Linked DNA regions of Mus musculus: all the other regions are linked to region 2. A link is a loop called in an ENCODE intact Hi-C map of the cell type or tissue named here. Cell type or tissue: left cerebral cortex. All regions are shown on one strand. Links, peaks and the distances in the headings refer to the core of each region. The heading gives the core; the rest is flanking DNA. Region 1 overlaps Dscaml1 (DS cell adhesion molecule like 1). Region 2 overlaps Dscaml1 (DS cell adhesion molecule like 1). Region 3 overlaps 4833428L15Rik (RIKEN cDNA 4833428L15 gene). Region 4 overlaps Dscaml1 (DS cell adhesion molecule like 1). Region 5 holds the start of Dscaml1 (DS cell adhesion molecule like 1). Region 6 overlaps Dscaml1 (DS cell adhesion molecule like 1).

Region 1 (5,203 bases), core at 792-4,791, 110 kb after region 2:
CTTGCTGCTAGAAGGCCTTTCATAGTGTCCCTACTAGGCAGCCTGTGGAACAAATCCGAGCTAAACACACCTCAGCCCCTCTGACAAGCAGAGACCCTGGCCTTAGAACATGATCCTGAACCTGGGGTCCACAGAGGCCCCAGACATCTACAGAGATGATTCCATGGGGACAGATGTTTAAGTGTGGAGAAATCACATCTTTTTGATGTTAGCTAAATTAATCATTAAATATCTAACTGATATTTAATGATTGCCAGTGAACATAAGCCACAAACCACAGCAGTAATGGTGTGTGTGTGTGTGTGTGTGTGTGTGTGTGTGTGAGAGAGAGAGAGAGAGAGAGAGAGAGAGAGAGAGAGAGAGAGAGAGAGACTGTCACCCATAGAAATGCACAGATACTTTCATGTCATGTCATATTTACTGTAGACCTCTCAAAATAGCATTTGTGCTCATCACCGTGACAAAAGCATGGTAATATAAGACAGTAATTATAAGGCCTGCCACCAGATCTCATCACATAAAGAATAAGAGCGGAACATGCCCGTGTGTGATAAACAATATCCAAAGTTTGCTTGTTAGTGTTTTTAATATTTGCATAACCATATTTCAATATAACTGGTTTTCTTTGTAACTATGTTGTGCATGTTAAAAAAAAAAATCTGGCATCGCTAGAAGGATCCTGGGAATGTAAGGGGAAGAGAAAGAAAGTACCAGGCACGGATACCAAGGGGCACCAGGGACAGGCAAACATGATGCCCCTTCCTGGGAGGAAGCCCTCTGAAGCTGGGCAGCAAAGGGCAGAGCTTAGAGGTGGGACATCCAGCGTAGCCAAGGGCAGAGCAGGGTGAGGGACAGAACTTCTGCCACATGAGCACCTCCTGCCTCCCTGGGCTGGTCTTGGAATATTCACAGCCCCATGCCTTCTCTTCCCCAGTCCCAGCAATGATCACATCTCACCCCAACACCACGATCGCCATCAAGGGCCACCCCAAGGAGCTGAACTGCACTGCGCGTGGCGAGCGGCCCATCATAATCCGCTGGGAGAAGGGGGACACAGTCATTGATCCCGACCGTGTCATGCGCTATGCCATTGCTACCAAGGACAATGGCGATGAAGTGGTCTCCACGCTTAAGGTGAGTTTCCAGTCCCAATAAGCTTGGGGCACCTTCCATCCCTACCATTCCCACACCCAGATGTTTCTGCATCAGAACCTCAACCTGTCTCCTTTCTGAAAACCATCATTACATGAGTTCCCAGTCTCCTCCGTGACCCTCTCTCCCTGCTTGAGTTCTCTGCATGCACATCTCAATCCTTCGACAGAGAAAAGCCTTAGATAGGACCCTTTAGAATCTCCCTCCCAATCCCCCTAGAATGTCCCCCTCGAATGCCCCCCTCTAAAATACTCTCCCTGTTTCCTCCCTTTCCTGTTCCTGCTGGTCACATCTTAGCTCAAGCCAGCTGACCGTGGGGACTCCGTGTTCTTCAGCTGCCATGCTATCAACTCATATGGAGAGGACCGAGGTTTGATCCAGCTCACTGTGCAAGGTACGTTCACCTGCCCACCTGCCCTTTCACCTTCCCTAGGGCCCAGAGGCCCACAGCTAAGCTATCTGCTACTATCTCACCTTTGTTCCTCTTCTGTCACTGCCCAGAGCCCCCTGACCCCCCAGAGCTAGAGATCCGGGAGGTGAAGGCCCGGAGCATGAACCTGCGCTGGACTCAGAGATTTGATGGAAACAGCATCATCACCGGCTTTGATATTGAATACAAGAACAAATCAGGTAGGTGCTGGGACAGATGGTAAGGGTTTGCCTACTGTGGCCTCTTGTGGTACACAGCCTGCCTATGCCTCTCCGAAGGAGCACCACCTAACACAGAATCGCCAGCACCCTCACATGTACACTCCTTGTCCCCCGGGGAACAATGGCTAGCTTGGGAAGCTAGGATATGGATTGAGATACACTGAAGTCAGGAAAGGATCAGTCCCCTGGAGCACAATTCTCACCCATGGTCTGATTTATCGGTGCCAAGTGCAGGCCTGTGGGCTGCTCTGTGGGGATGTCATGGGTTTGCAGGGTCACCTGGATGGTGTTGGTTTGGGATGGTGAGTGCGCTGGAGATAGGTAAGATGGGGTCACTGACTGCCTACTCTCAGAGCCCTTCCTCTAGAGCCCCAGAGGCTCTATGCTGCTGCCAAATCACCATGAGACACTGTGATATGCTCCGGCCTAGCTACAGACAGGCACCCAGGGATCACATTGAATGCAAAGAAGAGATGCAGCTGCCAGGGTTCATCAGGAAAGACCCTGCCTGGTCCCTTGTGGATGTTTCACTAAGCTAGGTCTAGAGGACTAACCCATAGAACACACTACCTGCAGAGAAAACAGAAGCTCAGAGCCAGGCAAGATGCAGCCCAGGCTACACAGACCCCGCTGCCCCCATCCATGGGCACCACACTATGGCTGCAGGTGTGCATTGTAGCAAGGATGGGAGCCTCCAAGCTGAGCTTCTGCTCTGTGGAACCAAGGATGGATGCATGCTAAAAAACTGCCATCCAGTGGCAGAGCAAAAAAAGGTACTTGAAGCCCTGAAGATGGTAACAGCAGAGGCAGAGGTGCAAGAAGGCTGAGTGTGTCTGACTCACACACAGGCCTCTCAAGAAGCGGAGCACGAGCCTCCCAGAGGCACATTCACTTCTGTGGGGTGATGCCCAGTCAGTGGATAGTAGCTACCTGGGACATCTTGGCTCCCTGCTCCTATGTTCTTTGTAGCTGCTATTCTGCTTTTCTCCCTGACTGTACTTCTGCTTATTCCCTGATTTGCCCCTTCCGCAGACAAACCTCTGTAATGTATGGAAACCGTTCCTAGAGCAGTGTTCAATTCAGATGATGAGCAACACTCACTGAGAGCATCACCCATCTGGGAGGAGACATAGAAGAGAGGCAACCAGGGAAGATGTTATTCTTAAATATGTCCATAACACATCACCCTGCCCCATCCTCCTCTGGCTTGTACTGAGTAAAGTACCGTGAGGAGTAGGCTGGACAGGGGCGGGAAGGCTGGACAGGGCAGGAAGGCTGGACAGAACAGGAAGGCTGGACAGGGACAGGAAGGCTGGACAGAGGCAGTAAGGCTGGACAGGGGTGGGAAGGCTGGACAGGGGCAGGAAGGCTGGACAGGGCAGGAAGGCTGGAAGCCCTACAGCCTTCCCACAAGTTTGCACACTTAGAGATCCAGAGACTTGCTCCAGAAGAGCCTACCCAACCAAACACCTGGAACATCCTGGCATACTGGTGCAAGGACTCCAGGAGAACTTCAGCTCGCTGTCACAGAGACAAAGAATACGAGCATGGCGCAGTTTCCTGGTCTATAAAGTGGGTGCAGAATGAAGAATGTCTAAAGGAGGAGGGTTGTGGAGAATTCTAGAAGCATCTGGCATTAGGCTAAAGGGAGCCCTGGGTAAATATAACCCCCCCTCCCCCAGTAGCTCAAATACCTCATGTGGCAGTTTAGAGCCCTATGGGACTTACAGGCTGAAATTTATGTCTGTCAGTCTGCCACATGGACCACGTGCCAATCTTCCCACTGCCCCAAGAATCATGCAAAAGTCATGGAGTAGAAAAAGAGAATGAATTAGGAAGCAGAATGTTGCCTTTGGAAAGAGAACATAAATGGCACAAGCACTCACGCACACACACACACTTTCAGAACCATTACACAGCACTAACCAATCAAATGCAATTCACTGTTAACTGTATTACATGAGGATGGAGGACTGTATCCAAGGGAACAGAAGAATGACTCAAAAGAGGAAGGAAGTGGGCATGTTTGTGTGTGTGTGTGTGTGTGTGTGTGTGTGTGTGTGTGTGTGTGTGTGTGTGTGTGTTATCTAAGCTGACCTCTTTGTACCTATGAATATAGGGCGATGACAGTCATTCCTTAAACTGCAGACTTGGAGTGACTAAATATCAGAATTGTGTGGCCTTTAGCAAGTATTTTTAAACATCTTTGAGCATCTCTTTCCATTTTTCTTAGAAGGTAGGGTGATTTTTGAGTCAAGATCTTGCCCTAAAGCCAGGCTGGCCTAGAATTCTCCGTGTAGCTCAGGCTGTCCCCAAACTTGCTATCCTCCTACCTCAGGCTCCCAAACAGTAAGATTATGGGTGTGCAGCACCAGAAACAGAATTCTTGCTTTTGTGTGTGTTTGTTTGTTTGTTTGTTTGTGTGTTTGTGTGTTTGTTTGTTTTGTGGTATTGGGGACTGAGCAAGCCAGGGCCTCTTGAATGCTAGGCAAACTCACAAGCCTTAGCCCTAACACTTTGCAAAACAGAGATGGGAATCTTCATTCTCAGGGAAGTTGTAAGGATGAATGGGACATGACGACATTGAAACCTTCCTCGGCTCTCTTTTCGTGTCTCTGTTCCCCCTCCCTTCTGCCTCCTGCCCCAGACCACACCCAAGCTGAGTTTCCACCATTGCCCTTGCACCTTGGTCAGGTTTTCTGCCACGTAGCTCATCATGCTAATTTTCCAAGGGAAATTACCAAGCCTGCCCTTTCTGAGCCTCCATGTTCATGCTGTCTTTTCCCGGCCCCAGGCAGTAGAGTAATAATACATGAATCTGAATGATAAATAGCACCATCCACACAAATCTATCAGATGGTGCTGCACGCACTGAAAAATGCAGATGCCACATTTGCCTCTGCTCACTAAGCACAGACAGGGATGAGCTTGTCTGAGGATAGCCTTCAAAGCCCAGAACACTGTCTCGGGGGCCAGCCATCTTGGAGACTCTGCTGGCCCCATGGCGAGAGCCAACATGGTTTAGTGTGTAGTTCTGGGGTACGACTGGTAACTGAGATGTTTCCAGTTGCTGCTCTGACCCCAAGAATCTCTGTGCCACTGAGAGAGTGCTATGCAGGAGGTGTGCTTCACAAATGGGGTCCAAGGGGGGAATCAGGCACAGAGACTGGATTTGTGTTCCCCTTGAGGCAGCTCTTCTCACCCTGAACCCTCTGCAGTGAAGTAGCTCCTAAAACGGCCAAAGCCCAGGCTTCTTTCAACAAGCAGCCTTCTGAGCAATAGGCACAGCCATCTCCCAAGCCACTTCCTTACTTTTTAAGAAGAATATTCTGCATCATAAACCCTTTGATGAAGAAAGGACGAGAGAGCCCTTAATGAAATATGTTAATCTGGGCAAGGC
Region 2 (5,203 bases), core at 370-4,369:
AAAAGAAAGTTAATGGCTTAATGAAGCTGGGCTGTTCCGTCTCTGCACTGAGCCGCCTGCATGCGGAGCTGTCTTCCACCTGTCCTCTAAGGCACTTGGCTGCCTGGCCTTATTCTCTTTGGACCAAGTCTTGACAGCTCCTGTGGGGATTGTCACTGTGCTTTTGTGTAGGGAAACAGTAAGCCATCTTCTCCCACAATGCATCTAGCACAAGCCATTCAGAATAGTCAACATCATATAATAGAAGTATCTAATAAGTCTCACGACAGAAGCCCTGGGTTCAAGGCCCCCGTGTGTGACCTTGGGCACATCATTTTGATTCTGGGGCTTGGGTTGCCTCATCTTTTTGAAGGTTTGGTTAAGAACAAAAAGCTGAATCGACTGAACATTTCCCACACACCAGAGCTGTGTGTGTTAGAGGTGCTGTCCAACTTAGCCTTCCCAAAAAATGTACTGTGAGAGGTGCTAATAGCATGCCCACGTTGGAGGTGAGCTCATTGGTAGAACCTTTCCCAGGAGGAAAGCCCAGATTCTGTCCTATGCAGGGAAGAGCAGTCTAGACAAGCGGATAACAGTCTGCGTGACAAGCTTATTTGATATCCGTTGGTGAAACCAGAGTTCTCATGTCCTGTGGGGCACAGAGCAGGAAGATCAGAGCTTCAAGGGATAGATAACAAGCCAGAGGCCACACAGCTAGTCAGTGGGAGAACAAGGACTGAGGCTCAGACAAGCTTTGAATAAGGTCAGCGCTAGTAGTGGCTGGGATGTCTTGTGGAAGAGCTGATATGTGTATCCTGACAGCATAGAGACATAGTGTGGACTTGATAGATATTAATTTTATATAGTCTGTGTCACTTACTGAAATGGCTACCCACAGACTAGCCTAGGAAAGTTCCTGAATGCCACGAGTTCTTGGGTCAGAGAACAGACAGTCAGTACCAAAATGCAGGAAGTTGAAGTGAACTTGACCTGATTCACATTTTTGCCAAACGACCTGGGTCCTGACTTCAGCAGTCACCCGGGGTTGGTGGTTCTGAGGTAAGAATAGCATTACATGAACTAGGAGCCAAGATCTTCTCCATCCAGGACAGTGTGGGCTGTTCACTTCACAGATTGACCACCATTGTCAGCTAGCTCTGCACCATCCATCAAGGGGAAACGAGGAAGGGCGAGCAGGGTACAACCTGGACCCTGCTCCAGGAAGACCAGTCAGAGTTTACATCTTACAGATGGTAACTTCTCAGCTTCCTCGTCTCACACCAGAGAGGGAGTGTCTCCTTGGAGAAGCAGGGGCGTTGGAACGGACCTGCCTCCTTCATATCTGCAGCACATCTGGACAGTTGAGAAAGGCAGGCTGCTAAGAATCTCACCAATCCTTTTCCACTTTTGAGGGGGTTCCTCATTTTTGGAAAACAACTCTCATCCCGTTTTCCATCTAGCACATGTGGAATGGGGGGGGGTGTTCACCTAAGCTTTAGGCATTGTGAAAAGGAGCAATATCTAAATAACACTTAAATCTACTTGATGCGAGCGTGTGTATGTACGCATGGAGACCAGAAGTCACCCTCAGGATCTATCTGTCTTGCTTCTGGGGACAGTCCCTCACTGGAACCTGGAGCTCACCAATGAGGCTAAGCTAGCTGGGTGGAGGCCCCAGGAAGCTTCCCACCTCACCTCCCCACGCTGGGACTACATCTAAGCCTCCACATTGGATTTTTCCACGGATGCTGGGCATGCAGTTCAGGTGCTTGTGTGGCGAGCACCTCACCCACTAAGCTATCTCCTCAGCCCTGCAGGGCACTTTTGATAAAACAAAGCCCTTCAGTTGGCTCTGTGGTTACCTTCTGACTCTACCTTGCAACTTGAAAACTGAAGCTCAGTAAACTACCTCCCTTTCTCATGAACACCTAGCTAGTTAGCGAGCGGCAGGTATGACACACACACTAGTTCATCTCATCTTCAGATAATCCACTGAGGTATAGTTGGAGTGTGTGGCTTAGCCTAGTTTGATGCCCAGAAGGAAGGACTTTACTACGAAAACCCTGCTATTCTCTTGGCTCCACCCTTAACCTAGAAACCCTAGTCTTGCTCTGCTGTGCTGGTTTTCACAGATAGGTGGCAGCACTGAGCCACCTGGAAATTCCTTACTAGGATTTTTTTTTTTTTTTTTGACACCAGCTATTAAATTGTTCTTAATATGATACCAATTAAGTATCCACCTGGCAGAATGACTTTTAACTGAGTTTTATCTGGGGTTTCAAATGTTTTAATAAGTGTTAAAGGTCATCCAGTTAAAAAAGCAAACAACAACAAAACCAACCAAACAAAAAAACCCAAGTAGTGCCAACAAAAAAGGTCTTACTAGAGGGAGATTTTAAAATTTATTTTACTTTGTTTTTGATGTTTGTGTGTGGGGTCTTTTTGGGATGTTGACCAAACTCAGGGCCTTGTACATACTAGGCAATAATTTTACCAGAGAGCTACATCTCAGCACTTGATCTGGGTTTAAATGGAACCCAAGTACTTCAGCCATCAGCCTAACCCTTGTCTTTGGGCAGTAAACAATGAGTTGAAAAGATGGAGTCTTCCAAGCTGAAGACTGCTCTCTGCTCCAAAGCTGAAATGTGGGCTTTAAAAGAATATGGTGTGTGTGTATGTGTGTGTCTTCCACTGTGTACCATGGAATGGAACTGGGTTGTCAGGCTCGGCAGCAAGTGCCTTTACCTGCCAAGCCATCTCCCTGGTCTATGGGCTATCATAGCTAAAGCACCTACTGTGTGCACCTACTCCTACACAGTGTGTTTTCATGTGTCACCTTCCAGCAATCTCAGTCATCCTACCCAGCTGGAATTATTGTATCCACTTTGCAATTGAGGAAGCTGAGCCCCAGAAAGGCTTAGCACCTTGCCCCAAATCTAAAGGCTGATAAATGGAAGTGAACCTGGGATTCTTCAGTCTGATTCTAAGACAGTTCCTCTCCAGATCCTTCATCCTTCATCCTTGTGCCTGCAAGGTGGGCATCTCTCCTGCCTGTCTAGATCTATCATGGGTATTTAGGAGCAACGGCATTTCCTCGTAGCCATGGCTGGGGACAGGAAAGGAAGGGCCTAAGGAGTAGGAGTGGCAGAATGGAGACCAAGCCCAAACTGGTAGCAAGCAGACAAGCCTGCCTGAGCGATGGCTTGGAAACTCCCCTCTGGAGTTAATTTCAGTCACAGTGTCTTCCTATTAAGTGGAGCAGTTGGTTGGCTGCAGGTGTCAGAATGTCCCTATAAAACTAGAATCCAATCTCATCTTAGGGGGGAGGGGAAGTGGAGCAGAGAGAAAGAGTAGAGTGGGGGAAGGAGGAAGCTGGCAGCCTTTACCCATACCAGTGGGGTAAAGAGAGCAATTTGTTAGGTCTACGCTGTTGGTGGCTGATGAAATTCCCACCTAGTTCTTCCTTGTGCTTAGAGACTGGATTGGGCCTGGCCTGTGGGTCAAGCTGCTTTCTGGCTACTCCATGGGTCCCAGCCAACAGTTTTAGCTGCTGTTCTGCAGAATCTGGGGCACTGTTTGGGGCCATTCACATCTGGGACCTTGACATTGCCAGGATAGGCTCCATGGCATCTCCCCTGCCCTGCCCCGCCCGCCTGTGACTAGCGCTGTGGCAGCAAGTGCTTTAAGCATCATTCTCTCACTACGAGTGAAACTTACGAGTGGAATTAGCATTGCCATTTTCCAGACTAGGAAACTGAGGCTCACAGGAAGTTGCCCAAGATCACTTAGCTAGAAAAGTGAAGCGTCAGAACTTGATCTCAGCAATTTTACCCTGAAGTCCACATGATACCCCTACATTGGGCCTCAGGGCCCTGCAGCAGAACTTGCTGAGGAGTGTCCCGTGACCCACTGTGGGTATGTATAAGCCACCTATAATCTGTCCCAACAGCAAAAAGAGATAAAAACTTCTCCCAAAATGAAGATAAACTGGGAGGTGGGTGGGAGGAATTTTTGTGACACTGGAACTCAGGCTGGCCTGACTCATTGCTAACTCCCAGCAACCCAGTTGCCTACAGTCCAGTATAGATAGTCATCGGTATCCCTTTAAGTCTACTTCCATTGTGGAATGGAAAAGCATCAGCAACTCTCACAGTTAAATTCTTTAGATTTGCAGAGGCATACAAAAAGATTAAATGCTTTTCCCATTTCCCTCCAAGTCTTAATTCTTCTGATATGTTTCTCCACACCATGGTCTAGATTTACCCCAAGCTAGGGGAACACCCTAGCCCTAGAAGGCCTGCTTCATCTTTACCTTCCAAGGACCGGGGCCCTGAAGGCCAGTCTCCCAAGGTCAGGCCCAACTGATCTGCGGAAAGTCCCTGAGAAAGGCCAGCCTGGATGCCCATCAGGTGTCCATCTGGGTGCCCAGCAGCCCCATCCCCGCAACTACTCCAGGACAGCATTCAAGGCTGCCCTTGAAGCACCACGAGGCTGTTTCCTGGCGACCAGGTTGGACTGAGAAAGCTGAAACCAGCCACCCTGGGCTGGAGGCGAGTCACTGAGCACCAGGCCCTGACTTGGCAGTCCTTGCGGGAAGCATATGGGACTGAACAGATGGGCCAGGCACAGGCGCCCCGAGCTAGAACCATCAAGGCAAGAGCAGAGCTGGGGAGGGAACGGAGAAAGAAGCAGGGAGACAGGTCTGGAATTGGCTCACAGACCAGGCTTGTGACAAACAAAGGGACGTGGCTCCTACACTGCTCAGCAGCTGTCCTGGAAGGCTTCTCTCCTGAGACACACACCCTCTAGTGAGCAGCAGGGTCCCTAAAGGCTCTCCCAAGGGAACCTAGCCCATGGGTGCCACTGAAGGCAACCTCAGTAGTAAGAGATCCACGTCTGAGTTGTGTGCTCCTGTGAGGATATCCTATGAGGATACCTCTCCCCTCCTATGATTCTCCCTCCAGCTCTAAAGGACGCATCTGTTTGTCTGCAAACACTGATTTTTTTTCACCCCAAATCTGAAGGCACTACCAAGAGAAATGGGGGTCACATGGTCACTGCAGACAAAGGACCCACTCAGTTGTCTCACTGCCCACAGCAGGGCTGTTTAGATGGATGGTTTTGTGAAGCTGGCTCTGTACCTAGGAAAGGTGGCAAGCAGGCATCATCAGCCTGGGGCAGGGAGGCTTAGGGTGAGCATGACACCCTGAGGAGCATCTACAGG
Region 3 (5,203 bases), core at 597-4,596, 170 kb before region 2:
CTCCAGACTTGGCTTTTGGGGAAACAAAGCAGGAGATGAAAATTCTAAGGTCCAGTCTAAAAGTCAAGGGGCAGTGGTTCTGAAGGGGACGTGGGAGCTAGAGTAAGTCCTCTCCCTGGCCCAGGGTAGTTAGTGTTCTTAATGCACAACTAGATGCACACAGCCACATGAGCACAGGAGCTTGGTACGTGAGAAAGGCTGCCACAAGGCACCTGGAGAAGTAGAGGAAGAAGATCATATGGAGCATGGTGAATTCTCTGTTACCACCCCCCCAACCTCCCAGAAAGTCCTGTCAATCAATAACCAAGTCTGCACTCACACAGAAACTTCTGGACCTCAGCATTCCTGCTCTGCAGTAAACAACAGCTCAGGTCTCTTGTCTGCAAACCAAACATTCACTATCAAGTTAATAAAGTTATTCAGGAGAGGCCTGAACCCTCAGACAGCCACTCAGGAGACATGAGCAGGAACAGGGGGTGCAGAATGGACCTCGGCTGTTCTGGGGTCCTTCCTGCTACCCTGACATACTTTCTTAGATCAGAATATACTCTCACTCCAGACCCCAGCGGATTAGCTAGTCCAGGATGGGAATCATACCTCTAAGTTCATGCACGCCCCCTAGTGGCCATCCCAGATCCAGCAGAGGATGTACTCAGTAAACAATAGTTGAGTGACCACACTGGCTGCTTTAGAGGAAGGCATAGGGGTAAGGAGGGCTGTGCAGGCATGGGGTCTGGGGCAGAGTCGGTGGTGTGTAGGCTCACTGAGGTGGGGTGTCTTTGAGGCCTTTCCCAGTATTAGCCTTCAGCTCATCCTCTGAGTCTTGGTGTGTTGGCTGGTTTTGTGTCAACGTGACACAAGCTAGAGTCATTGCAGAGAAAGGAGCCTTAGTTAGGAAATGCCTCCGTGATATCCAGCTGTAAGGCATTTTCTCAATTAGTGATCAGTGGGGATGGCCCAGCCTATGGTGGGTGGTGTCATTCTGGGCTGGTGGTCCTGGGTTCTATAAGAGCAGACTGAGCAAGCCATGGGGAGCAGGCCATTAATCAGAACCCCTCTATGGCCTTTGCATCAGCTCCTGCACCTGGGTTTGTCCCCTATCTGAGTTCCTTCAGTGATGAACAGCAATATGGAAGTGTAAGTTAAATAAACCCTTTCCTGCCCAACTTGCTTTTTAGTCATGGTGTTTTGTCACAACAATAGAAAGAAATTCTAACTAAGACACTTGGGAACCAGCAAAACCCACTGAAACCCTGGGCCAGTGACTCTGCGATAGGCATTATTTCCAAGTTAAGAGTCAAGACTACCAGCTTTCCTGGACCCCTCCCCTTAATCATTTGGGAGCGTTCTGTCTCGGCCCCTCTTCTCAGGATACCATGATGTCCAGAGATGACAAAGAGGCAGTGCCCTATGAGCCCACCTTCAAGATAGCCAGGTCCCAGGGATAGACTGAGCTAAGGTATAGGGGAGATGTCTTCACTCGTTGGGTCTCTGGCCGCTCAGCCAGAGCCCTTAGTTTCTTCCCTTGAGGAGGAGGGGGGTGATCTGTGGTCCAACTAGTCTGTCTCAGTTAGGGTTTTACTGCTGTGAACAGACACCATGACCAAGGCAACTCTTATAAGGACAACGTTTAATTGGTACTGACTTACAGATTCAGAGGTTCAGTCCAGTATCACCAAGGTGGGAGCATGGCAGCATCCAGGCAGGCATGGTGCAGCTGAGAGTTCTACATCTTCATCTGAAGGCTACTAGGAGAAGACTGGCTCCCACGTGGTAAGGAGGAGGGTCTCATTGTTCATCCCTAAAGTGACACACTTCCTCTAACAAGGCCAAAACCACTCCAACAAAGCCATACCCACTCCAACAAGGCCAAAACGACTCCAACAAGGCCGTACCTCCTAATAGTGTCACTCCCTCAGCCAAGCATATTCAAACCACCACATAGGCTGAGACCAAGGAGGATATGGGAAAAGGTTTCCTTGAGTCTAGCATTGATGATCAGTGGCTTGCTCCTCTTCCTGTCTATTTAGAACTAACTTCATGTCAGGACCTCTGGAGCAGATGGAGGGGCCCTGGATGTCCTTGTTCCTTCTCTCTATGTAGTCACTTTCCTCTGTGATCATTTGTCAGTAGACCTGTTGAGGACGGGTGGCCCAGTGGGTTAGATCCCACGCTGTGACCCTAACAGCTCTGGCAATGCAGTGGCAGAAATTAGGCCCATGTGCCTCAGGGAGTGTTGCTGGTTAATTTTTTGTCTACTTGACACAAGTTAGAGTTATCTGGGAAGAGGGACCTGTAGGCATGTCTGCGTGGCATTTTCTTGATGACTGGTTGATATGGGAGGCCCAGTTCACTGTGGGTGGGATCATTTCTGGGCTGCATAAGAAAGCAGGCTGAGCAAAAGCCATGGGGAACAGGCCAGTAAGCAGAGCTCCTCCATGGCCTCTGCTTCAGTTCCTGCCTCCAGGTTCCTGCCTTGACTTCTCTCAGGGGTGGACTGTGACCTGGAAGTGTAAGCTGAATAAACCCTTTTCTGTCTCCGGTTGTCTTTTACCACAGCAACAGCAAACAACCCTCCCCTGAGCTCTGCCTACATATCAGAGAGCAAGAAGCCCAGGCTGGAAGACACTGTGTGTCCTTTCAGGGAGGTCTCAGAGTTGGATATGTACACAATTGGGATGGGACGGAACAGGTTGCATCTTGCCTGTGAGCACAACTTTGAATGGTAGAGAATCAGGCCAATTTTCAGCACAGCCTCCAGTGCTGCTGTTCTGTCCTTAGACACAAGGGGACGCCACATAACCAGCTTCTCAGTTTCAAGGTTCACTGAGGACTATGTGATCAGCAGGAGCCGGGAAAGCTGGGATGTAGACTCCCCAGAGATGGAGAGGTGCACTCTGCCCTCCACAACCATCCATTTGGGGGGGGTGGACATGACAGTTCAACCTCCTGGCCATGTGTAAGCTCCTGCTCGCCCAACCCTTCACCAAATGGGGCAGAACCCTGATGTCACTGTCTGCATAGACTCTCTCATCATCACCCCAATCTAAGCAGGTCTAGAAACATGGCTGTCATCTGGACTTAGTACTTCCCTTCCCCCAGATCCTGCACGGCAGAGATGGGACGCGGTGTGGAAACAGACCGTGATAGGTAGGTCTCAGCCCATCAGCTGGACAGTAACAGGGAAATCCTTCCGTAGTCCTGTGCCTCAGTTTCCTCATCTGTGAGATGAGCATTATAAGCCCCATTATTAGGTTGAGTGAGATCAGGGATATTAAACAACGCCATCAATCGCTACCAAACAGAACGGGACTTGGTGAGAGACAAGGCAAGATCAACCCAGGTCTTTAATCAAGGATTTGAGTAGCCAACTACAGTGTACTCATGTACATACATACAATAAATAAATAATTTTTTAAAAAGCACATGAGAAACCTACAGAGGATCCCCTGGGGCAAATGCCCCCAAGCACCATGGGATACTGCTTACATCTAAGTCTTGGGGCTGTTTTTTTCCCAATCCATGCATTTGAGTGCGCGTACGTGTGTGACTCACGTGCGTGCATGCATGTGTGTGTGTGTGTGCGTGCTCGAGCATGTGTGTGTGTCTGTGTTCATTCTTGTAAGTGGGATTTGGCTCTGATCTAGGTGAACCCTCTCACTGAAAAGCAGACTTTGAGAGCTGGAGGGAGATGCCCTCAGATAACAGTAGGTCTCCTGCCGCTCCTAGAGCATCTTGTCCCTTTACTTTTTCCCAAGGGCCAAGGACAACTGTGACCTCTGGTCTCCTGAAGACCAGGCCAGCAGGGAGATGTCTCAGCACAGTGTCCAGAACAGTCAGGAGACTAGAGTTACACCCTATTGTGGACCCCAAGCTCTGCCCTTTGGTGTCTGTGTAACATCAGCAACCGCTTGGTTTCCAGAGCCTCAGGTTCCTCGTCTGTAGAACAGGAATATTGACTGGCCCTAGGGTCTGATGCAAACACATTTCAAACGAAAGCTTCACTTGCGATCCAAGTAGCGTCAGGTCAATCAAGATAAATCTGCACGGGAGTGGAGGGAAGCTTCATTCTGTTCTCCCAGGTCTGGTAGGATTGAAACTGAAAGAAAACCTCACGGTTACTACCCATACTGCCCACAGGTTTTTAGTGCTCAGTCTTTAGGTGACACCTGCTGGCCATAATAGGTACTGTATGCCCTCCCCGTACCCCACTCTCGCACCTCCATTCTGGCCAAACTACTGAGAACACTTACTTAGCTCTCTTTGGTCTCTTCGGCATTTCTTGCTCTTAGACTGGGAAGGGCAAAGAGTCCTTTCTTCCCAGGCAGAGACTTCCCCTCCTCCCCTGCCCCAAAGCAGGAATGAACAGGACTTAAGGCTGGAGTGTGAGTTTAGGGCCAACCTGGTCTAGAAAGACTTGTGCTCACAGCAACAATCCCATCAGGCAGAAGACCAGAATATCCAGCTGTCTCTGTCTCCAGAAAAGCCAGACTGAGGGAAGAGGTTCCAGGCACAGAGGCATAGAAGACTCAGAGCAGTTAGCTACTCAGTGGTCAGTGCTTTAGGATAAGTGGTCTCATGACCCACATCTATGCCCAAATACCGGGGTGTTTGGAAGAGTGGGTGAGAGAGGGGCAGGATGGGGGTGTCCCTAGCCTAGGATACGTCTGCCAGGAGGACCAAAGTCTACTGATGATGTCATATAATGCAAGAGATTTTCTTCACATCAGTTCAAGGTGCACAAGAGGATGTCTCAGTGGATAAAGGCGTGGTGGGAGAGGAGACTCCTGAACATTGTTTTCTGACCCTTACAATAACACATAGCATAAAAATGTAAAAATCCAAGACGGCCCGGTGCTGCCGGGAGCCGGCCAGGTGATCTGGCACACCGCTCTCCCTGCTTGTGCATGTTTGAAATGTTCTATGTCAAATCTGCTCTGGAGAGGTGACAGCAAACGCTGCTGCCTGCCACCGCTGGTGACCAGGCAAAGGTCACCAGCGGGGTGGGGACAGGTCAAGCTGTTTCTCTGATCCTCTGCTGAATGATCTGTAGAATGGGAGTGACAGGCATGAAGCTGTGATAATGATGCCACGTCCTGAGGGAGGGCCTGAGTGTGGCAACGAGCCACCACCAGGGCCTGTTACAGTCATCACCATGGGTGGCTGTCCATGGCTCTGGCTGGAGTTTGCCAAATGGAGCAGC
Region 4 (5,203 bases), core at 834-4,833, 72 kb after region 2:
GTGCGCACACACATGTGCATGTGGACACACACACACACACACACACACCCCTGCTCTACGAGCAAGAGTGCGCACACACATGTGCATGTGGACACACACACACACACAAAATGTGTGCTTGGGCCATACATGAAGTATAACAGAACATTCCTTATAGAGTAAACCACATTTGAAGCTTAAACTGCCTAGGATGGGAGAGGGGCTGTGACTCTGCCCCAAGAAAAGGGAAGCAGACCTCTATAAGGTCCAGTTTGTCAGATGTGGGGATCCACAAAAAGTTCTCCCCCTAGAGTGTGCCCTGCTGACGAGCTCACATCACTCCCCACCCTGACCCATCCTTCCTGGATAAGCACAATTATCTATGTGTGACAGCAAAAACCCGAGTTGGTCCTTGTGATCTCTCCTCTGTACTCAGTGAGCAGAGTCCCCAGGCTGCCACCAGACATACCCCATCCCAAGGCCACATCTTCCCTTAGGTCAGCTCTCATCAGCTCAGAGTCAGGCAAGGTTTGCTGGGACCCTACACAGAGAAAATCATTTTGCTGTGGGCAGATGCAACAGCAGCAACCACGTGAGGGTCCTGCCACCTGTCTACTCTACTTCCCTGGCAATTCCCAGCTGGTAAGGCAGGAACGGCTGGGACAGTGGTACCAAAGTGAACCCAGAGCTGTTCAATGGCCGTTCAGGCCTGCAGGTAATGACTGTGTCTGCCTCTCTACAGCCCCAGTACTGAAAGGTTTTAAGGTTTTCTTACACTTATAAAGAAGGCTGGGATCAGAACCCCAAGTTCTGGTCCAGTGACTGCAATCCGGGCCAGTCACTTCAATATGTGTTGGCTTCCTCCTCTAAAACAGAGCCTAGCATTCCAAGTCACTGAGCAATGACTGAGGAATTTCTGCAGGCTCATGGGGAAGGGTGGGAAATGTGAGGGCTCTTCCACGCTGCAAAATCACTTCCTGTATGCAGACATTTGACATATCCAGCCAGTGCAGGAGTATCTGCACCTGTACATCTAAGGCTCAGGAGGCTAAGCAAAACCCAAGATAGCACAGTTAACAAGTGGTGACACCCGGTGGATTTCACTGTCTGACTCTAGCACCTGATTCCTTGTCAGGTGGCTTGCATATACTTACATTCTCAGTGCTTCGGGCCAGAGTTAGGAAGATCCTGAGTTCGACCGGCCTGATCTACACAGTGACTACTCTAAAAAATTATCATCATGTTTACTTTTCATTGTGTCAGTGGGTGGCTAAAAGTCTTGTCTAGGAGCTAGAGAGATGGCTCAGTGGTTAAGAGCCCTGATTGCTCTTCCAGAGGTCCTGAGTTCAATTCCCAGCAACCACATGGTGGCTCACAACCATCTCTAATGGTATCTGATGCCCTCTTCTGGTGTGTCAGAAGACAGCGACAGTGTACTCATATAAATAAAAACAATACATAAAATAAATTAATCTTAAAAAGGAAAAGCTTGTCTATTGGCGATGGCCCATCTGTGAGGCCACTCGACTCATCCCTGGTTTTCCAAGATAGCTCCAAGTGGGCCACCTGCCAGCCAGAGCTGTCCCAGCAGAACTAACCAACTCTATCTGGTTGTGTCTCCAGAAAACAGGTTTTTCATCACATCACATGGTGGACTGTACATCTCGGACGTGCAGAAGGAAGATGCTCTCTCCACCTACCGCTGCATCACCCAGCACAAATACAGTGGGGAGACTCGTCAGAGCAACGGAGCTCGGCTCTCTGTGACAGGTAGGCGTTTGCCCAGGGTGCTGGCCCTCCATGGATATGGGATGCCTTGTGTATCCACGCTGAGAAAGAGTAATGATCATGGGCATTGATACCGCTGGGAAAATCTTCAGCTGGGCTGAGTAGCCTTGATGTAAGCTTTTCTAGAGGTTTCCTCTTTCCAGGGGCCACTGTCAGACCATACCTGGCTCGCCTGATGGACTGAAAGGTTTCCAAGTATCCTCCGAGGTTCTGGTTCTCAGGCACACTTCAGCGTCCTCTCCATTCCCACAGCCACTGTTCCCACTTCCTCTTCTTGCCATCTTTGTCAGGAAACTCATTGTTAAAATCTGTAGTAATCATGAGCCTAGATTTCAGGAGGGTTCTTCATTCCCTTGTGTCTCTAAGTGTTCCCAAAGATTTGGGGGAGTTTTGTTTGTTTACTGTTTGGGGGGAGTTTTGTTTGTGTTGGTGGTAGTGATAGTGTGTGTGTGTGTGTGTGTTTGTGTGTATGAGTGTATGTGTATGAGTATGTGTGGGTGAGTGTGTGAATATGTGTGTGAGTGTGTGCATGTGAGTATATATGTGTGAGTGTGCATATGAATGTGTGAGTATATGTGATTGTCTGTATGTGTGGTGTGTGAATTGTGAGTGTGTGTATGAGTATGTATGAGTGTGTATGTGTGTGTGAGTGTGTGTAGGTGTGTGAGAGTATGTGAGTGTATGTGTATAAGTATATGAGTGTATGCATGTGAGTATGTGAGTGTATGTGTGTGACTGTGTGTGTGTGTGTTTGAGTGTGAGTACATATGAGTGTATAAGTGTGTGTGTGTGTGTGTATACTTTTTTTGGAGGCTGCCTCGCTGCACTGGAGAGCAAGTAGACTATAATAAATGTTTCTAGGACATTCTTGTTCTAGGATGTGGTTGTATGTTCGAGGAAAAATGGAGTATGTATCCTACTCACTGTGCACCACATAGCTCTCCATGTGCCACATGGCCAGCGCCACAGCCCTGTGAGGTTTGTGTCATGTTCTATATTCCCAAGGAGAGCCAAGAGTCCTGCCTAATCTATCAAGCCAGGGGGAGGCCTAGCAGAGTTCACACACCAACCCCCCCTACCCCACCCCCCGCCCCGACAGCTGTGGTCCCCTTCTGCTGAAGCCAAGAGAGGGCCTGCAGATCACCCACATACCAACTCTAGCAAAAAGAGGGGGAAAGGCTGTTTACATATCCCTTTATAAGGCCTTTTCCACAAGCAGGTTCCAAATTTCTGACATCCATCCACAGACAGATGTTTTTATGGCACCTGTACAGTGCATTCTGGGATTACCCTGCACTGTCAGCACAAGCTCTGACATGTCCTTTGTTGGAGGATTTTCTTTTAGAGCAGGCACTGACCTGGAACATGCAGTGATCCTCTCGCCTCAGCTTGCCAAGTTCTGGGATCATAAGCACGCATCATCATACCACGATTCTGATGCTCTCTGCCGTGTGGGCTTTGTTGTTTGTGGGGTTTGACTTGGTTTTGTCTTTTTGTCTTCTCAGACATAGCCTCGTGTAGTTCAGACTTACCCAGAGATACCCTTGAACTTCTGATCCTGCTGCCCCCAGCTCCTGAGCACTGGGGTTTTAAGTGTGCCACCACTTCACATGTATGCTGTGTTGAGGGTCAAATCAGGACCCCACGCATGCTAGGCAAGCACACTCCCAACTCTTCATCCTCAGCCCCCAATGTTTTCTGTCATATTCCATGCTATTTTAATTTTCTTCAATGCTGGTTGCAACCCACAGAATGGATAGCACAGCCTCCTGGGGGTGGGGATGGGGTGGGGGCGTTGACCAGCAGTTTGAACATCCTTGCCTTGAAGAGATGGGGAGGAATGGAAAGAGAGAACGAACTGATAGAAACTCACTTTGTGGGTGGCTAAAACCACAGGATCATGCCCCACTCCAGGCTCTGGAAAAGGACTCAGCTATTCTGTCTGTTTCTGTCATCTATAGCTTAGGGACATCAACCCTCATTGACAGGTGACCCCTCAGGACCTGTCTCATGTGCCTAACACAGTTGAAAGAAAGATCAAGCAAACGGGAATCGGGAGGCAATAACCAGACTGCCCAGTCTGACCCTCATGTCTCTGATGTCTGGTCCTGTGGCTAGCACCCAGTGAAAACCAAGCAAACATTTGTGGCATTGGGGAGCGCCGTGGGAAATCATGTGTCTGTGGTGAGACAATGACACTTGGCCATGGCGCAGACCATGTGGTAGGACTTCTGAATCTGTAGCCAACTCAGAGTGTGTTCCGTTGGAGTGGTTTGCTTCCAAATTACAGAGCCTTGTTTGCATGGTGCTTTGCATCTCATTTGCATGCTCCTCACACAGTGCAGGGGTGGGGGCACAGAGAGCTCCTATTGCAGTCCTGCTCTGCTCTCCCCCATCAAATCCTTCATTCTGTGCGCCGGTGGCCAGACTTACAGCTTTGGGAGTGGGGAGTGAGGATTAGGCAGGGGTCCCTCAAAAGAACAGATTCTGGAAGCTGGAGGCTGTGCCAGCTTTTCTTTCTAGGCCTACACCATCGTGTTGGGTAAAAGGCACGGTGGAGGAACCGTGCCTCTAAGGACTAGGAGATAAAACCTCACCTAAAGGGACAGAGGTCAGATACAAAGATGTCTGGACAATTCTGGGAGAGAGGCCTGGGCCCAGAGAGAGTGGTTCAGGATAGGAAAGAAGACCTAGACCCAGACCAGAGAGACACACCAAGACAAAGGGAAGTGGGAGAAAGGAAGGAAGATGCCGGAGGGAAGAGAACAGCAAGGAGAGGAGGAGAGACCTTGCAGTGACGCAGGGCCCTGATGTGATGTGATGTGACAAGGCAGCTGCAAGCTGCTTGTCTCTGAAAAAAAAAAAAAAAAAAACGCAAGTGATCTGAGAGGGAGGCAGGGAAAGGCATCAGGGGAGCTGGGGACTGCCAGGCTCACTGCCCCTACTGCGCCCCTAAGCCCAGCCTGTCCCCAGGAAGCACCTGCTCCGTGTCTCGAAGGCCTATGAGCGCCTGAAAGGGCTCCCCATATGTGAAGGTGAGGGGGATGAGGAGGGGGCCACATCCTGGGTTGGAGATGACGCAAGAAGGCCAGAGGCTCTTTGCGAGCTGGACTAGCAAGCGTCCAGTGAAGTCCAAGAGAACGGCAAATACAGTTAGCTGGGCAGTCGTTAGGAGGCCACTGGCTATGGCATGTGGGATTCAGTGGTACTTGATGCCTGGCAGGCCTCCAGAAGCCAGCATTGGCAGGGAGGTCTGTGTCTTTGCCCTGTGGTTCCTACACCATCTTCCTGTCTCTGTCACATTCCCAAGGCAGGGCATAAGAGTAGGGAACTTTTTCTATTTTTCTGTTTTCTAAGTCAAACAGGGCAGTTACAGAAAGAGACTAAGTCTCCCCTGAATCCTCCGTGATAACACCCCTTCCATATGACTTGGGGC
Region 5 (5,203 bases), core at 387-4,386, 160 kb before region 2:
TTCACAAGAATCAAAAGTGGAGTCAACCCAAGCATGCATTTGATGGATGAATGAATAAACAAGTGTTGTGTAGACACACAATAGAGTACTATTCAACCGTAAAGAGGAATGCAGTTCTGCCACGTGCTGTAACATGGTTAAACCTTGAAAAGATGCGCTAAGGCAGACAGGAAAGGAGCAAAGGGCTATCTATGCTTTCCACTCACTATGAAGCAGCTAGACTAGTCAAGTGCACAGAGACAGAGGTCAAGGGACGGTTCCAGAGACTGAGAGAAGGTTCCAGAGACTGAGGGGAGGTTCCAGAGACTGAGGGGAGGTTCCAGAGACTGAGAGAAGGTTCCAGAGACTGAGGGGAGGTTCCAGAGACTGAGGAGGGGTTCCAGAGACTGAGAGAAGGTTCCAGAGACTGGGGGGGGGGTTCCAGAGACTGAGGGGAGGGGAGGTTCCAGAGACTGGGGGAGGGGAGGTTCCAGAGACTGAGGAGGGGTTCCAGAGACTGAGGGGAGGTTCCAGAGACTGAGAGAAGGTTCCAGAGACTGGGGGGGGGATTCCAGAGACTGAGGGGAGGTTCCAGAGACTGAGAGAAGGTTCCATAGATTGGGGGGGGGTCCAGAGACTGAGGGGAGGGGAGGTTCCAGAGACTGGGGGAGGGTTAGGTTCCAGAGACTGAGGGGGAAGGGAGGTTCCAGAGACTGGGGGAGGGTTAGGTTCCAGAGACTGAGGGGGAAGGGAGGTTCCAGAGACTGGGGGGGGGGAGGTTCCAGAGACTGAGGGGGGGCGGTTCCAGAGACTGAGGGGAGGTTCCAGAGACTGAGGGGAGGTTCCAGAGACTGAGGAGGGGTTCCAGAGACTGAGGGGGGTTCCAGAGACTGAGGGGAGGTTCCAGAGACTGGGGGGAGGGGAGGTTCCAGAGACTGAGGGGAGGGGAGGTTCCAGAGACTGAGGGGAGGGGAGGTTCCAGAGACTGGAAAGTGGCATGAGGAGCTTCTGCTTAGTTTGATGGGGGAAAAAATCTGGACATGGGACACGATAATGGTTGGACAACATTGGGGCTTTACTTAGTAGTAGTAAGCTTAACCGATGGCTAAAATGAGGGCGGGAGAGAGCTCAGTTTGTAAAATGCTTGCTGTGTAAGCAGGGAGCGCTGAGTTTGGCTCTCCAGGTTTAAGTGAGAGAGACCCTGTTTCAAAATATAAAGTGAAGAGAGATCTATAGGGGGAAAATCACCTGACATGGACCAGTGTCTCCACACACACATGCATACACATGCACCTGCACCCACGGAGACCTGTACACACACCACACACACAAATTTAAAACTGGTTAAAACGGCAATTTCACACTTTACGGATCTTTCCATTTAAAAAAAAAGCACAGCTTTCAAATTTTAGTTTAAAACGTTAGACATATTTTGGCAAAACCTGTGAATGAGAAAACCTGGTTCTTCGCCTGAACTTGGGTGAGACATCTGGAGGAGACAGAACCGCAGCTCCCAGCTTCTCCCACCTTTCCTACTATGCCTCACAGAAAGCCAGGTCAAAACAGGTGGCTATTTGCATGGAGAGTTCTGTGCTGGCACCTAGTGTATCTTCGGGTTAGCTGGACCCCTTCTCTGGAACCTGTGTGGCCTCTTATTTGAGAATTAAGACAAAAGAAGACTTTCACCACATCAGCCTTCCACGTCAGAGTCAGGCATGACATGGTGCCTGTCTCAGAGCTCAGCTGTGCTAGGCTTCCATTTGGTGGCTGATAAGGCACTCTCCTCACTTTGTCTTGACCAGACAGATTCTGCAAGGCGAGGAAGCTGTGATGGTGTGTGTGCAGGGGCGCGGGGGGTGTGGTGGGGGGAGGTTAGGGAGAGAGGGACAAAGCACACATAGAACAGGCATTATCTGTGCATTGTAAATGACTGGCTTTTTTTTTTTTAAGTATTAGGTTCTAGTGTATATTTGGACAGTGCTGGGGATGGGTGGTCTGAGACAGCTTCTCCAGGAAGCTGACTTGCAGAAGTGACTAAGGGTTTGGGAGCAACACGTACGATTGGGCATTGAGATATAGAGTACCAAATGTCTTCAAAGATTTTTAGCCCAGATGTTACTCAGAGCACCTATGCTCTCCCATTCGTGGAGGGAAACTGAGTCCAAAAGAAACAGCCAGCAATGGCTTTGAATGACCGGCCGGGCGAAAAACCCGTGTTCTTTTCCCCTTACATGGCAGACTCTTAGCACATGTATGACATATGCCTCTGTGCGACCATAGGCTCAAAAGCCTGCGAGTTACAGGGACCCCTCTCCTCTCTCGACCAGAGGAGCAGGATCGAGACTGTCTGGTCAGGGTCCCCACCTCTGTCCCCTAAGCTTGTGGGACTAAGTGACCCCAGGCTGGGGCTGGAGTAGCACTCACCACCCCGGGGTGTCGCGGGGGGCTGGGGCGGGGAAAGCGGCCGCCTAGCCCAGCCCCGTGGATGACAGGAGCCGGGGAGCCGAGGAGGGAGGAGCCGCCGCCGCGCGCTGGGCTGAGGAGCAGAGAGAGCGGGGCGCCGAGTGCGGGCGGCTGGGAGCGCGCTGAGCGGGGGAGAGGCGCTGCCGCACGGCCGGCCACAGGACCACCTCCCCGGAGAATAGGGCCTCTTTATGGCATGTGGCTGGTAACTTTCCTCCTGCTCCTGGACTCTTTACACAAAGGTGAGACCCGCGCTGCCGGCGGCTGGGCGGTGGAGGCGGCGGGGCTGGGATGCGCGCGGCTGGAGGCAAGGTGCGGTGCCCAGTGGGCTCCAGGTGCCCGAGTGCTGGACCCACTCGGGTGCATGGCGCTGGGTGGGCGCGAGAGCTGGGGCGGTTCCGAGAGAAGGGTCTGGTGAGAGTCAGCCTGGGACCGCTTGCCAGCCCCCCTGCGCCTGCCGTTTAGGGGCGCGCCCGTGGGGGGCGGTGGCAAAGGAACCCCTGGTTTTCCCATCGCAGCCCAGCTTTAGTTCTGCCCTGGCCCCCTCCCCCAGCCCCCAGCCCGCTCCCGCGGCTTGCTGGAGCTGGGACCCCGGGGTGCCCTGCGAGCCAGGTGGTCCTCGGACTGAGACTTCATCCGGGAGCCCTCGGTATTTGGGTCCTTGGACCTAGGGAAGATCACTCCTGCCGTAGCTTCGTGCGCCCCTCGACCGCCCTCGACCCCCGCCCTGGCGCAAATGCCGGCGCACCGCATGGCGCTTATCCGCGCCTGGCTGGGTGCAGGGCTGGGGAGCTAGGGGTCCCCAGGGGTGGGGGTTCCCTCGGACACCAAGTTTGTTCTTCAGACCCAAGAGTCGCCATCACCTATGTCTCACCCCTGTACCCCAGGCGCTGGCTCCGGCTTCTCTGCGTCTCCCTGACCACCTTAGGCAGCGCGCCCCAAGGTGCAAGACTCTCCGCTCCGGCGCTTGGCCTGCTGGACCTGGGGACAAGTGTTCAGACTGGGGGGCGTGTCCCTTTCCCGGGAGAGAAAAGGTTGCTAGGGGTGGGTCCAGGTGTCCGGCATGTCCAGACCTGCTCCCGGGGTTCCGTGCACCTGATCTGAGAGGCAGCCGGGACTGAGGGGTTGGCAAAAAGCAGGCATTTTCGATGGTTAGCAATCTGGGCACCAAATCGACACTTGGGCAGCGCGGGCAGTTGAGCTTCTAGGCTGTGGTAGAGGACGTGCCCCCGGGCGCGCAGATGGCAGGAGGGAGAGGAGGCGGCCGAACTCCGCGCCCTTGCGCTGTAGAGCACAGACGCTTCTCGGCTTTACCTGCTCAAGCCTCTAACTTTTCTCCTTCGCGCCCAGAGGGCAGCTTCTCCTTTCGCCCCCTTTGCATGGGTTGGCCTGGTCCAATAATAATTCTTGCCCCTCTAGGCAATGGAGAAGGACAGCCAAGAGCCCGGGGGAGGGGTCTAGTCCTCTGCTAATGCCTGGAGATGTACGGAGTTTGTAACCTGCCAGAGCCCAAAGCAATGCTCGGTAGATTAAAGGAGGAACCTAGCCCTTATTAGTGCTATGGCCGGGTCAGAGCCAGTCTGATGGCCTACTCAGAGCCAGTCTGATGGCCTAGTCCACTGGGATTCTGTCCAGAAGATACGGGTGCTGGGTAGCGGGTGGCCTCAAATGGTGAGCAAAGTAATGGACTTTCTCAGGCCAAGGGGGCCACCGGGTAACACACCAAGGCTAGACTTGCTTGCTTAACTCCTTGCCCCCCTGGACTCCTAATCTGACCTCTTCATCCCACCTGAGAGCAACAATCTTGCCTCCTGCTTCCAGTACACACCACACACACACACACACACACACACACACACACACACACACCACACACACCAATTTTCTTTCTTGGGGCTCTTCCTGCTTCCCTCCACCCTGGCAGGCTGGTTTGGCTCACAGCTTTAATTACGTTAATATTAAATATACATAAGGTGAGGAGCGGCTTTCTCTCTCCATAGCTCTCACTCCAACCCCCTTCCCTTTTCCATTTGTCAGGCAAGGAACACGGACCAGAGCTGTGGCCACACTCAGTTGCTTTGTCCCTAACCTTGCTCCCAGGAACAGCCCATTTCTCAGCCCTGCAGCCTCCTTCACAAATACCTGCAGGACTGCACCCACCCCCACCCAGGAGCGCTGCATTAATAAATGAAGCCCCAGTTATTTGATAGGGAAGGAGCAGATGGGGGTGGGGGTGGAGAAAGGCCCAGAAGGCCACAGGGCAACAGCTGGAGGGGCAGAGCCCTCTCCTACGCAGGCAGGAAGTTGCCACAACTAGGTCTTGTGGGTAGACAGGAGTTACCAGGTATGGCGGCCCTGGGTGGCCTTTGGGTCTGCAGATCCTTGGCTCCCTTGCCATTCAGAGCACCAGCATCTGTGCTGGGCGCCAGGCAGCCTTGCCAGACAGGCCTATCTTTTCCTTGGTGCCTTAATTGGGTCTTAGGTGCCAGGCTGATCCCCAGGGGCCTGTTCTGCTTGGGGTGGCATGGTAGGTGGGTGGTGGAGGCGGCTGGGGAGGGGGGAAGACGTAATGTGGGGAAAGCAAGAAAGATGGGGCGTGGTTTATTTCTCTCTCGTTGCCAGTCACCCCCGCGGCACCAAGGAAAATGTAAATGCGAATGTTCCAGCCTGTTACAGAAAACAATATCCTCTTGCAATAATTTGTACGTCCATCTGTGAGGAGCGGGAGGCGGCAGGCAGAGAGAAGAAAACAGGAGGAGAT
Region 6 (5,203 bases), core at 738-4,737, 150 kb after region 2:
AATACACACAGATATAGACATGCACACACACACACATATGCAAATGTGCACACACACACACACACACAAAGAAAATGACCTTTTAGCAAAAGACATACTTTCCTGCCCTAGGTAAACACAAATGTAGTCTCAAGTTCACACTGACACACAAGCACAATGCACTTACTATCTACCTGCACATATATGTATATGCACACACAAGCATGCATGTGTGCACACATACACACACACAGACAGACACACACACCCAGACACACAGACACACACAGACATACACAGAGACACACACACACTCACACACACACAGAGACACACACACACTCACACACACACAGAGACACACACAGAGAGAGACACACACACACAGAGACACACTCCATCAGAGACACACACACACACAGACATACACACACACACAGAGACACACACGCAGACACACACACACACACCCAGACACACAGAGACACACACACACACTCACATACACACACACCCAGACACACAGACACACACAGACATACACAGAGACACACACACACAAACACACACCTCTACACCCACAGAAAATGAGCACAGAGAACTGCACTCTAATTTTCAAAGAATTGTGCACTCCTTGCCTCTGGGTGACTCAGCGTCACAGCCCAGAAGAGACAAGGTTGTAGATTCCTAATTTGCAAAAGAACTAAGCTCCCCAATCTGTTGGGAGGAAGAGCTCAGGCCACACGGGTTCCCTGCCTGGTAAGGACAGCAAGCACCCTGGGCATGGCACCGCCCTCCAGTCTTGCACTGTCGTGAACTCACCAGTCCCCAGATGCCCTAGCCCAAAAGGGCTCAGAGTGGCTCTGCACCTGTCCCCAACAGGAACTGTGCACAAGGTTAGTCACAGCATCACTCGCCCACCCCTCCTGGGGAAGGCAGGAAGGACGGTGATGAGATACCTGCTCACATTATAAGGATATATGTACCTTCTCCCATCATTTCCCTGCAGACAGCCTGAGGCCAAGAAAAGGACGTTCCTTTTGTCCTGTTACAAGTCCTTGGGTCCTTCAGCTCTCCCATTGGCCATGGAGAATGTCCCTCGGTGACATCTATCTCTCAGCACATGTGTGCATCCGCACAGCCATGTGCAGGAGAGCCTGTGTTGCAAGATCTCACGACTGCAGAGATAACTAATTACCAGCTCCCTCTGGCCTCAGGGCCCCCATCTGTTCCAGGAACTGTTCCCCCTCCTTGGACTTGCGCCCTGATCTCAGAGGGGCCCTAGTGCTCTCCTCTCCCCCATTCCCTGCGGCTGGCCAAAAAAATAAAATAAAATAAAATGAAAGTCAGCCCCATCCGGCCGATGCCAAGGAAGAGGCTGACAGGAGGGCTACAAACTAGCGCTTATCAAAAGCGCCTTCTCAAATTCATTTCAATATCTGAGCCTCTGGTTTCCAAGGCAACATAATCTTTTCATCAAAGCAACTGGTGAAACCACTGGGATCTGATATTGTTTTGTTGGCAACTTGTCAAAACTGTCATTTGGTTAAAAAAATGTTATAGATTTATGTAACCTACAAATATATATAGCGATCCATACTACTAATAATCACTAATAAAGTACTGCCCAGTACAACTCTCCCCACTGCCTCTCTACCCCATCCTGAGAAGGAAAGAGTGTAATTAGGTGGCAGGGCGGGGAGGTGACTAGGCAGGGGACAGGCTGGAGGGCTGGCTACAGCCCTAACAAGGCAAAGGCAGTCATTTGGCTTCTCCACAGAACCTTTCTCTTTGCATGTGGTCTTCCTGGGACCCCAAGTCCCTCATTCTCCTTTCTCTGACTGCCTCTCATCATTTACTCAAAATACCCATATGTGTTGGCCTGTAGCCACAGCTACTAAAGCCTATATAACCGAGAGGGGTACCAAGGTTGGCCTACAAATACTGCAGGACTAGCTCCATCAGCTCCCGGGGTTGAGCCCAGCACAGTACTGTCCACTGCCTTTCTCAGGCTGGGAAAGAGCGTGCTGGACAGATCCTGTCCAAGGACACCAAGGACAATGGCAGGCAAGGGGCCAAGGCACGGTTTCTGTTTCATAGTGTGACTTTGTCTCCGCCCACAGGCTCCCAGCGAGTACGAGACCAGTCCTGAACAGCTCTTCTACCGGATCGCCCACCTGAACCGGGGACAGCAGTACTTGCTATGGGTGGCTGCGGTCACCTCTGCAGGCAGGGGGAACAGCAGCGAGAAGGTCACCATTGAACCTGCTGGCAAGGGTGAGAAGCCTGTGCCTAGGGTCTGATAGAAGCTTCCAGAAGCTCATTTGCAGAATTCTGGCTCCTCCCAAATAGGTGCTGCGTCCCTTCCCCAGTACTTTGGCTGTGGGGAGATGGCCAGTAGTCTCCCTTCTGCATCCACCAAAGAATAACCCTCTGCTGCCCCCTGACTCTGGAAAAGTCACACAACAAGCTACAATCAGGCCCTTGCTTGAGGGCTATACTGTTAACTCTCCTCTGACTTGAGATTCCCCCTCCAGCCCCCATCCACAGCAGAGCCTTGGTCTTAGCACTCAGCTCCTGAATGAGGAGCATCTCAGGATATGGGATACATGGATGCTTCCATGGGGCCTTTGGGACTCCAGAGAAAGCCTCATGCTGCAACCAGAAAGTGCAGGCTCAGTGCTCCTTTACCCGCCAGCAGGCTGGGGAACAAGACCTTCTCAGGGCAGGCCTCACTGATCCCTGATCTGGGCATGAGGGACTGCCCATAGGTATTCCCAATCTTTGAAGAGAATGATAGCTCTGAGGTCCTACCCAAAACTCAGTATCACTCACACAATGGAACAATGGCCTCTTGTCTGTCTTGGCCAAGGGGCAGAAGAACTGGCAACAGTAAGCTTCAAGTCTTCCAGTATCTCCAGCCTCTAGGCACCTTCCTCTTGCCCTGCCCCTTCCCTTCCCCAATCAATCCCAAGCTCACCTGACTCTCCCAGGCCTGGCTTGCCTTGGAAGGAGAGAAGCCTCCCTGTTGTCCACAGAGACAGAGCCAGCAAGCCTCCACCTGAGGGTCCATGGTAAGCCATGGGCTCACCCTTGCAGCCTTCCATCCAGCTGCACGGCCTGGCCATCCCAGACAGCTGAGATGTGCCGTGTTGAGCCTTGCAGCTCTGAGTCAGAGCTCCTTGCATATCACTGTCTCCACATCCTCACCTCCTTACCTCCTTCTCGGGGTACCACCTATCCTTTCTCCAGATCTCACCTCCTTCAGAAGCAAAGGAGCCTAGAGTCTTCCCCCTTCCCAGGACAAGGCCCTAGGTCCTGAGCTCTTGGCAGAAGTCTGTCCCCTGCCCCTGTGAGCATCAAATACAACCCATTCCTACACAAACACAGCTATCCCGTAAGGTTGAGCACCTCTGCCATACTTACACAAACTCACACAAATTCATACTTACACACACATACACATATCCTCTCCTACCCAAAATGCCCTTCTCCTGTGCGCCTTGCCCCTGCTAGAACGCCATCACTCCCTAGATGGCCTGGAATCCTTGTCACCCACCATCTTCTTCAGAACCAGCAGACCTCGGGTCCCATCGGTCCTTGTCCCCATTCTGTCACAGGACCACCTCCACCAAAGCAGCCAGTTTATCCAAAATTCTCCCCTGACTTGGACTGTCAATTCAGGGAGCAATGTGAATGGGGTTAGGGGGAACATGAAGGATAAAAAGCAGGGTGACCCTCATGTTCTCCTCTCTATAGCCCCAGCAAAGATCATCTCATTTGGAGGCACTGTAACAACACCCTGGATGAAAGATGTCCGGCTGCCTTGCAATTCAGTAGGAGATCCAGCCCCGGCTGTGAAGTGGACCAAGGACAGGTAGGTGGTTGACCCTGAAGGAGTGGTGTGGCTCCAGAGAGACAGAGAGCTGCTTGGCCATCATCACTGTGCCCTGCGGTGGCCCTACAGGGCGTATGACACTGCTCATAGCAGTATCCAAGCCACTGCTTCTCCCCACCCCCCAACTATAACCTTCTTCGTGTGTGGGAAGAAAGACAGGAGTTCCCTGGAAATCCCTGGGAAGTACAGAACAAAACCCCAAGGACCCAAAATCCCCTATAAGCCTCCTCCTACCTTTCTTCCATTTGCCCTCACACGTGGGGCGTCGGGGTGGGGCAGGACTAGAGAGAGGGTGTCATAACCCACACCACCTCCTGGTCTGGCAGTGAAGACTCAGCAATCCCCGTGTCCTTGGATGGACACCGGCTTATCCACACAAACGGCACACTGCTGCTTCGTGCTGTGAAGGCTGAAGACTCCGGCTATTATACCTGCACAGCCACCAACACTGGTGGCTTTGATACCATCATCGTCAACCTTCTGGTACAAGGTGAGACTCTGCAAAGCAGGCAGTGTGAGTGGCGACAGGGACAGGGACAGGAATCTCAACCTGTTCAAGAGACTGAATGACAAAGAAAGGCAACCCTGGGTGTTGGGGGTGGGAGGTCTTGGTGGGACTGAGGTGAGAAAGGGAGAGTAGGCATGAGGGATGGGAAAGGCTATGGGAGAGCCGGTACCTTTCTGTTGGGACACTCCAGACCTTTTGCACTGAGAGCTAGTGGTTTTCCCTCACAGTTCCCCCGGACCAGCCCCGCCTCACTGTCTCCAAAACCTCTGCCTCTTCTATCACCCTGACCTGGATTCCAGGAGACAATGGGGGCAGCTCCATCAGAGGTAAGGAGGGGAGGGAACTACTCACCTGTTTCTAATACTTGGTCCCATAATCCCCGAGAATCTGGAGGGTAATTCAGACTGTGAGGCATACATGGAGAGCGCTCCCACCCCCTCCATTTGTGAGCAGAACAGATCTTTCCTCTCTGGACCTTGGTTTCCCAGTCTTTCAAAGCAGGCAAACATGACATCAGCACCTCTCAAACAAGGGTCTGTGTGGCTCGGCAAAGATTGTTATAAGAATGCAGCTCAAGGCCAGGCATGGTGGTGCATGCCTTTAATCCCAGCACTTGGGAGGCAGAGGCAGGCGGATTTCTGAGTTCGAGGCCAGCCTGGTCTACAGAGTGAGTTCCAGGACAGCCAGGGCTACACAGAGAAACCCTGTCTTGAAAGAAAAAAGAAGAAGGAGGAGGAGGAGGAGGAAGAGGAGGAGGAGGAGGAGGAGGCATGGTGGTGCATGCCTTTAATCCCAGCACTTGGGAGGCAGAGGCAGGC

Evidence for each region. A loop is a pair of places that touch in the nucleus more often than their neighbours do. Peaks named below come from ENCODE experiments on the same cell type or tissue, not always from the same donor. Only the 100,000 strongest peaks of a DNase experiment are listed, where the experiment ranks them.
Region 1: a loop joins it to region 2, with 2.3 times the contacts of the local background. A loop is called at or near these places in 2 of 42 quality-filtered maps.
Region 3: a loop joins it to region 2, with 4 times the contacts of the local background. A loop is called at or near these places in 5 of 42 quality-filtered maps.
Region 4: a loop joins it to region 2, with 3 times the contacts of the local background. A loop is called at or near these places in 4 of 42 quality-filtered maps.
Region 5: a loop joins it to region 2, with 2.1 times the contacts of the local background. A loop is called at or near these places in 4 of 42 quality-filtered maps.
Region 6: it touches region 2 in a loop (3-fold over the local background); 17 of 42 quality-filtered maps call a loop at or near these places.

Annotation. Positions count from the first base shown.
Region 1 is chr9:45,700,875-45,706,077 of GRCm38, forward strand. It overlaps Dscaml1 (DS cell adhesion molecule like 1), which reads left to right. Exons shown (of 33, transcript NM_001081270.2): 12 at 935-1,134; 13 at 1,450-1,546; 14 at 1,654-1,782. Among named protein-coding and RNA genes, the nearest start is that of Gm22069, 69 kb to the left of the region's middle. In left cerebral cortex, for the core only: a CTCF peak has its summit at 2,574 (motif pointing left); a DNase peak (open chromatin) is centred at 2,584.
Region 2 is chr9:45,587,975-45,593,177 of GRCm38, forward strand. The region is part of intron 3 of Dscaml1 (DS cell adhesion molecule like 1); the gene reads left to right. Among named protein-coding and RNA genes, the nearest start is that of Gm22069, 44 kb to the right of the region's middle. In left cerebral cortex, for the core only: a CTCF peak has its summit at 2,109; DNase peaks (open chromatin) are centred at 1,684 and 2,084; H3K27ac peaks cover 1,119 bases.
Region 3 is chr9:45,413,297-45,418,499 of GRCm38, forward strand. It overlaps 4833428L15Rik (RIKEN cDNA 4833428L15 gene), which reads right to left. Exons shown (of 5, transcript NR_040732.1): 5 at 3,330-4,099. Among named protein-coding and RNA genes, the nearest start is that of Fxyd2, 9.8 kb to the left of the region's middle. In left cerebral cortex, for the core only: CTCF peaks have their summits at 624 (motif pointing left), 2,783 (motif pointing right) and 4,179 (motif pointing left); DNase peaks (open chromatin) are centred at 627, 2,805 and 4,171.
Region 4 is chr9:45,659,531-45,664,733 of GRCm38, forward strand. Dscaml1 (DS cell adhesion molecule like 1) reads left to right here. Exons shown (of 33, transcript NM_001081270.2): 4 at 1,603-1,749. Among named protein-coding and RNA genes, the nearest start is that of Gm22069, 27 kb to the left of the region's middle. In left cerebral cortex, for the core only: no CTCF peak of the experiment used is centred there; DNase peaks (open chromatin) are centred at 3,206, 3,407 and 4,056; H3K27ac peaks cover 1,644 bases.
Region 5 is chr9:45,427,829-45,433,031 of GRCm38, forward strand. Dscaml1 (DS cell adhesion molecule like 1) reads left to right here and starts at 2,525. Exons shown (of 33, transcript NM_001081270.2): 1 at 2,525-2,684. The coding sequence starts at 2,639. 4833428L15Rik (RIKEN cDNA 4833428L15 gene) reads right to left here and starts at 3,404. Exons shown (of 5, transcript NR_040732.1): 1 at 3,317-3,404. In left cerebral cortex, for the core only: no CTCF peak of the experiment used is centred there; DNase peaks (open chromatin) are centred at 2,529, 3,795, 3,980 and 4,364; H3K4me3 peaks cover 2,126 bases; H3K27ac peaks cover 1,829 bases.
Region 6 is chr9:45,738,378-45,743,580 of GRCm38, forward strand. Dscaml1 (DS cell adhesion molecule like 1) reads left to right here. Exons shown (of 33, transcript NM_001081270.2): 21 at 2,103-2,256; 22 at 3,739-3,856; 23 at 4,204-4,367; 24 at 4,613-4,711. Among named protein-coding and RNA genes, the nearest start is that of Cep164, 88 kb to the right of the region's middle. In left cerebral cortex, for the core only: a CTCF peak has its summit at 2,437; a DNase peak (open chromatin) is centred at 2,064; H3K27ac peaks cover 520 bases.